3 separate regions of the Homo sapiens genome follow, and all the other regions are linked to region 3. Evidence: chromatin loops called from intact Hi-C (ENCODE). Cell type or tissue: B cell. All regions are shown on one strand.

Region 1 (2,500 bases), 380 kb after region 3:
ATAAGGGCCTTACCGGAAAAGGCCCACAACTCAGTGCTCTGACAAAGGAAGAGGAGAAAAGGGCAGCAGTTTTAAATTTAGCTGCTTAAAAATAAGTCTTAAAAAAAACCCTCACTTGACAGAGGCTGTACATTTTAGGAAGTGCAGCAACCACCCGCCAGTGCTGCTTGACACACGGGCAAAACATAAGCTCGCAGGTGCAAGAGACGGGAGGGGGGCACGGCCACTCGACTTACTTAGTACGGACATCCTGGCCCAAGGACATGTGCACGTATATCCTGAGGCTCCCCCTAAAACTGTGTTGTGCTGAAGAAATGGTCCAGGGAGTGTGACAACTCATCTTCTATTTTGAAATCAGAATCCACGCTGGCTACTTTAAGCTTGAAATTGGGGGCAGGAGGAGGGGTCCGCTATCGGCCATCTGGCCTTTTAGACGCTGGCTTTTTTTGTTTGTTTGAATTTCGGAAATGAAGGAGGGTACACAATACAGACACATGATAAAGGAAAGGGATTAGAAATCTCCAATGTCGGAGAAAGAGAGAGGCTCGTTAGGAGAGGATGGGATGTCGGAGGAAGACCAGAACCGCAGGCGTTTAGAGAGAGCTGGGTGGGTCGTTGGAGACTTGTCTTTGTCCTTGTTTTTGCTTTTCAAAAAGGGACTCTTTTTGCGCGGAGGTGCTAAATTGTTATCAATCGGATAACCCAAAGGAGGAAGGAAAAAGAAAACACAAATAAATGAAATGAACAATAATGACAAATGAATCGAAATTAGCTAAATGTACTTAAGAAATCAGAATCCCGTCTTGCCCAGGAAAGATGAAAACAGTACACAGTACTCAAGAACAGAATCAGGGCTCAGTAATCATCTGTGCTCTGACTCAATTAATTTAAAGGCACCTGAACGCCAACAATTTATTTCCTCAGCGTGTGAGGAGAATTACATACTGCCCAAGGAGCCAATGGTCTGGATGATTTTTCGGTTTCAGTGTGCCAAATTATTAAACACTAATGCTTATTAATTTAGGGCCCAACTTCTCTTACTCATCCATTTTAATGATGGGGTCCCTAACAGCTCAGCTCACACAATCCTCCCGTTCCCACTCAAAGACCTTGGGAACATTCAATGATCCGTTTCAGGGCGCTGTAATCAAATACTCTACCTGAAGTATTCACTAATGATTCTGTATCTCTAAAATAATCTTTCGGCAGGATGAGTTTTAAAATAATTTAAATACCTCCTTTGCATACTAAAAAAAACCCTTCAACACCAAGAATCATGATTTCCTTTTAGATCTTCTATATACATCCTCCACTCCAATCCTCCACTCCTTAGCCTCTAGTGTCTTAACAAAGCAGACAATTGGGCTAACTTCCTAAACTGTCTTATAGTAACATTAATCGACCTAACCAATTTCTGATGTAGGATTAAAGTTGATACCAGGATTTCCATTATTTCTTCCTCCACAGCACCACCTGGTGGCCACAGTGGCTCACACCACAGAATAAGGGACCAACTTATTCAAGGCTGGTGTCCTTGTGGCCAGTTCAGGGCTAGGCTCTTGTTCGGCATCTTCAGGGACCCAGAGAGCTTTAACTGGAGGCAGTCCATGCAGTTAAGTGCATGCAGTTAAGAGCTCAGGCTCCGGAGTGCGGCCGACCTGCATTTGGGTCCCACTTACCCAAAGCAAATGTTTTACACTGCTGAGCCTCACTTTCTCACCTCTACACAGGGGAGGCCACGTCCACCTGCCTTGATAGGGTCGTTAGGATTCAATGAGATGCATAAAGCACATAAAGTAGTTAGAGGGTGCTGGGCCCAGAGGGAGCACCCAAGACATGGTGGCTGCTAGTGAACATGATCATGGTTTACAGACCTGCTTGCTCACGGATCACTTTGGACCAGTCAAGCATTTTTTTCTCTGAAAGTTTTCCTAACTCAGACTGATTATAGTTAATTAATTCCACTTAAAGAGTAATACAAGTTGAGATGACAAATGTCCAAAAATTAAACAGGAGCCAATATAAAAACCTGAGGCAACAGAACCCCTCTAGCTTAAAAAAAGTTAAGCTTCTCATTTACTTGCATGTGAGGCCTCTAATTTTTTTCCTTCTCACCCTGTCTTACGGTGCTGACTCTATCTAATCTTATCCCCATAAAGAATGACAGTGTGTTAGTCCCTGAACAATGTGCGTGAACATTATTTTTGTTAGAGATGGGGTGTCACTCTGTCACCCAGGCTGGAGTACAGTGGTATGACCATAGCTCGCTGCAGCCACGACCTCCTGGGCTCAAGTCGACTGAGCAGCTGAGACTACAGGTACGTGCCACCACACCTGGCTAAATAAAAATATATATATTGGTAGATGGGGGTTTCCCTGTGTTGCCCAGGCTAGTCCCAAACTCCTGGCCTCAAGTGATCCTCCTGTCTTGGCCCCTCAAAGTGCTGGGATTATAGGCATGAGCCACTGCACCAGGTCTTTTTTTTTTTTTTTTTTTTTT
Region 2 (2,500 bases), 83 kb after region 3:
GAAATGTGGATTTATAATTCTATTCTACCTGATGTAGACAGCAAAACGTTGACAATCTTTGCTGATAATGATTTCAGTGGCTTGACGATAAGAAATAATATATACTGAACCAAAGGAAGTGTCATAGAAAAATTTCTGGTTCCTTGGAGTAGGTTTCTTTTCAGCTTGCTTTTCCAAATGTGTGGCTCTTATTCCATTTGCCACAATTATTGTGAACCAGGTTTTAAGCACTTATGGCTATAATAAAGAAAAGTTAAAAATGACTGACAGTTTTAAAACAAGAAGACATCCATGCTGCCATGTCAGAAACCACTGCACAATTCCAACTTATTTTTTAAGCCAAGCCAAAGCAGTCTTCTTGAGCATAAACTTATCTTTCATTTTATTTGCAAAATTTGAATTTATTAAACATGTTCATAAGTAGCCTTTAATCTTTTTTTTTTTTTGAGACGGAGTTTTGCTCCTGTTGCCCAGGCTGGAGTGCAATGGCACGATCTTGGCTCACCACAACCTCCACCTTCTGGGTTCAAGCAATTCTCCTACCTCAGCTTCCCAAGTAGCTGGGATTACAACGCATGCGCCACCACGCCCATCTAATTTTTTGTATTTTTAGTAGAAATGGGGTTTTTCCATGTTAGTCAGGCTGGTCTCGAACTACCTACCTCAGGTGATCTGCCCACCTCGGCCTCCCAAAGTGCTGGGATTACAGGTGTGAGCCACTGCGCCCGGCCGCCTTTAATTTTTACATTAAAATGGTATGAGGTTAATTTGTTAGAAAATATTTTTAATTTGTAAAAACAATCAATTTAAAATGTAACATAATTAAATGCATGCAAAATTTTGTGTGTGTACACGTTTACATGCATTATTCTGAAGGGGCAACCACGAGCCAGGAATAAGAGCCATTGTTCAGAGGCCCCTGCTTTACGTCCTTCCTTGTTGTGCTCAACTTGGACATGCTGTTCTCACTAGGACCTGAATGGCTCAACCAAGGTGAGAGCAATGTTTTCTTTCACTCAAACTTTTGTTAATGCAGCTTAAAATTATACCTTGAATAGAATGTTTACTAGCCATGCTGCACTTTGGGTTCATAACAAACTTATTAACTATTGAACTTGAACTACCACTTAAAAAATACAGTAGAAATGCTCTTAAGTGACTTATACTTAGCCAGCTCCTAAGACCAACTTAGTCTTATACTCCCCTTTCCCTCTGAAAACACCCACTGCACACTGACAATCTATGACTAGTTTACATGTGTATTTCTGCACCCATGCAGTTCCATGCCAGTCACTGATACTTGTTGCTTTGCCTATTTCTACTTGTTGTATCTGTTATTCTTATTATGTAAATTCATTAAATATTACATGAACCACTGAAATGTGCATGCCAAAGAGAAAAATGAGGATGAATGCTTTGAAAGGACTAGATAAAAGCAAAACACTTTAAAGAAAGGAACTGCTGAAAAATTAGGTGTGAGTGAAACAACTATAAAAGGCTAGGGGGAGTATTCAGACTACTTAAAATCTGGCTAGTTCTCACTCTAAAGAACCTGAAACTGTTATTTTTAGATGATGGATTCAACCGTGGTTTATGCAAAATAAACTGTTTATTAACCTACATTCAGAGTCCTGTGCTTACATCCAAAGATTCACAAGTGAAGTACTCTTATACATTTTAAGTAAAAAATGTTCAAAAAATATATAATGATTTTTAAATGATTCACACTTGAACCAACTTTTTAAAATTACCTACACATACCAACTGTGTCATACGAGAGAATTTCTACTAACTGAAGAATCATATTAATCACTCCTAAAATTAATCTTTCCAGATTACTGGAATCTTGTGAAATGGTGACTTGGTCATCCACCACACTAGCTATGCCTCCAGGTGTGCTTATTTCAATCTGGTAAACATGATTACCAGAGCATCTTACTAAAAAAAAAAAATACGTTAAAATAAGAATCAAAAGAAGACTAAGATGCATATTCATAAATAATTCTCTATTTATATCTCAAAAGACAAGCTGTTTGCCTAACTAAATAGTGATGTCTTAACTGCTGGAGTTAATGACCACCTGTAGTGGGTGCTGATGGTGTTCTGCCAGGTCCCCTTTACAGGCCGGTGCATCTATTCTCCAGCTGCTGTGAGTGTTGGCTGCTGGAGAAAGGCCTCAGGTAGACAGGGGCCACCACACCTGGAAGGTTACATGCCATCATTCTCTACTCCACCCTCACTCAAGCAGCCTGCAGCCAATGACTAACACAGGTATGAAAGGCCTGCCTCTTTGCTCTTGCTCCAAAACTTCCCATGAGTCCAGGCTGAATCCAGACCACTGCTTAGACCACATGCCTGTTTAGGCTAGTCTCCTGACCACCCTCCTTCCCTCACTCTTGTTCTCCTGAGAGTGCTCCTGCAGTAAATCACATAAATCCAAATCCATGTCCCGGGATCTGCTTCTAGCTAACATGACCTAACATAGTATCAATAATAAATA
Region 3 (2,500 bases):
ATATAAAATCTAAATCTTTTTTTAACAGCAGTTAAGATTAATTACTGAAGGTAAAGAATAAGGTAACATTGTGAACTAAAGAATGTTTTTATATGGGGGTTGAGGGGCACGGTGGCTCATGCCTAGAATCCCAGCACTTTGGGAGGCCAAGGCAGGAGGATCGCTTGAGGCCAGAGTTCAAGACCAGCTTAGGCAACAAAGTAAGACCCTGTTTCTACAATTTTTTTTTAATTAGGTGGGTGTGGTGGCATGCACCTGTGGTCCCAGCTATTCAGGAGGCTGAGGCAAGAGGATCCCCTGAGCCAAGCAGTTAAAAAGGCTGCAGTGAGCTATGATCATGCCACTGCACTCCAGCCTGGGTGACAGAGTGAGACCTTGTTTCTTAAAAAAAAAAAATTTTTTTGGCTGGACGTGGTGGCTCATGCCTGTAATGCCAGCACTTTGGGAGGCCAAGGCAGGAGGATCACTTGAGGCCAGGAGTTCAAGACCAGCTTAGGCAACATAGCAAGATCCTATCTCTGCAAAAAATAGAAAAATTAGCTGGGTGTGCTGGTTTGCACCTGTGGTCTCAGCTATCCCAGAGGCTAAGGTGAGAGGATCACTTGAGCCCAGGAGTCTGAGGCTGCAGTGAGCTAGGACAGCACTGCTACACTCCAGTCTGGGCATCAGAGTGAGACCCTGTCTATATAAATAAAAATTTTTAAATATGAATAGAGGTAAAATAAAAGATTATTGTATTTTCTATAAAAGAATCTGAACAAAAATAAAATTTCAGGTATAAAATTAAAACTTCCCTTATATCAAAAATAAATGCATAAACAATATCTGCTATTGAGCAAACTATAAGCTTCGGTTAACAATGTGCAATATTTCTGCATTTAATAATTTAGAGGATATTAGAGAATCCCATTTTTATGATGCCAACAAAACTACTTCAATATGGGAAATTTAATCTTTTCTTTCAAAGGACATATGGCCAATGTGCATGTGCACAGGATGGGAAATTACCTGAAACAGCTTCTCAGAACTCTGGGGCAGGGCTGCGGGAGAATAAGTGGGATCCATTTCTGTGAACTCTTCTGCAAAGTTACTCACATCTAATTCATCTCGAATGACTGGCTTAAATGGTGCAGGCACTTTTTTGGCGGCTAAATCATCCCAATTTATTTTCTAAAACAAAGAAAGTTGGTACAAAGTAGAAATCAATAGTCAAAATGTACTTTCTAAGAATAACAAAGATAAATTAGGATTTTGACTGGTAGGGAGAGAGGATAAAAATAAGAGAACATATTTCAAATCAATAATAAAAAACATATTTTCTCCAAACAAGATCACAGCAGTTTATAGCTCCAACCAATGCTGTGCCTCAAAGATGAGACTATCGCTGTTGAATCTCAGAGTGTCCTCTGGGGGGCACCAAGACACCCTAGTTTACCTTTAAAGACAACAGAAGAATACTTTTGTCCTGAGCCTCCTCAGAAAGGTGTTAAGCCAAAAAGAAAACAAAAAACCCAAAACAAAATAAAAAACTGAAATAAAGGGTTTCCAAAGGCTCTACAGATGTGGATATTAGCTCTAAAAGAATGTTCCTATTTTCTAGAGGCAGTGTTACTTAGCTCTCTGCCTGCACTTGCTTTTCCTCCTGGGCATCCAGACAGACTGGAAAATAAATCCACTGTAAATCAGGCATGTGCTTATGTCTAGAAGTTCAAATGATACCATCATATGGATGTGATCACTCTTTTCTTATTCAACTGTGTTCAAGCATTTTAAACACTGCCTCTTATGTCCCCCATAGAATAATGCAAGCCCCTTTTCCCTCTAGGTCACTTACTGAGTTATATTACTGAAATCCAACCCTTTGCTCTGTTTCTTTGTGCTCCTTCTATCATTTAAAACAATCTCAGATAACACTTACTGAATTAAATCCTACAGGTCTCCTACTACCACATTTTTTCAAATCTAAGATGCCATTACTGATAGTAAGATACACAATTATTTTATGTATCATTAAGAAGAAAAAAGTATTAATCATAAGAATATAAGATGATGGCCACTGTAACATGCATACTGATTTCAGTGACAGTAAAATATGAAAATGTGCACTTCTTGGTTGATAAAATTTAGTAAGTTTAATCAACTACCATAAATTTTTTTTTTTTTTTGAGACGGAGTCTCGCTCTGTCGCCCAGGCTGGAGGGCAGTGGCGCGATCTCGGCTCACTACTACAAGCTCCACCTCCTGAGTTCACGCCATTCTCCTGCCTCAGCCTCCTGAGTAGCTGGGACTACAGGCGACCGCCACCATGCCCGGCTAATTTTTTGTATTTTTAGCAGAGACAGGGTTTCACTGTGTTAGCCAGGATGGTCTCGATCTCCTGACCTAGTGATCCGCCCACCTTGGCCTCCCGAAGTGCTTCAGAAAGGTGTTAAGCCAAAAAGAAAACAAACAAAAAACCCAAAACAAAATAATTACAGGTGTGAGCCACTGCGCCTGGCCC

The links. Peaks named below come from ENCODE experiments on the same cell type or tissue, not always from the same donor. Only the 100,000 strongest peaks of a DNase experiment are listed, where the experiment ranks them.
Region 1: a loop joins it to region 3, with 15 times the contacts of the local background. A loop is called at or near these places in 88 of 110 quality-filtered maps.
Region 2: a loop joins it to region 3, with 7 times the contacts of the local background. A loop is called at or near these places in 2 of 110 quality-filtered maps.

Annotation. Positions count from the first base shown.
Region 1 is chr14:91,285,159-91,287,658 of GRCh38, forward strand. The region is part of intron 25 of CCDC88C (coiled-coil domain containing 88C); the gene reads right to left. Among named protein-coding and RNA genes, the nearest start is that of GPR68, 42 kb to the left of the region's middle. In B cell, CTCF peaks have their summits at 1,503 (motif pointing left) and 1,703; DNase peaks (open chromatin) are centred at 181 and 1,473; H3K27ac peaks cover 815 bases.
Region 2 is chr14:90,984,512-90,987,011 of GRCh38, forward strand. The region is part of intron 2 of RPS6KA5 (ribosomal protein S6 kinase A5); the gene reads right to left. Among named protein-coding and RNA genes, the nearest start is that of RPS6KA5, 75 kb to the right of the region's middle. RefSeq lists an enhancer at 1,488-1,537. In B cell, a CTCF peak has its summit at 1,272; DNase peaks (open chromatin) are centred at 1,520 and 2,110; H3K27ac peaks cover 345 bases.
Region 3 is chr14:90,901,800-90,904,299 of GRCh38, forward strand. It overlaps RPS6KA5 (ribosomal protein S6 kinase A5), which reads right to left. Exons shown (of 17, transcript NM_004755.4): 9 at 1,009-1,170. Among named protein-coding and RNA genes, the nearest start is that of LINC02321, 75 kb to the left of the region's middle. In B cell, CTCF peaks have their summits at 1,387 (motif pointing right) and 1,589; a DNase peak (open chromatin) is centred at 1,422.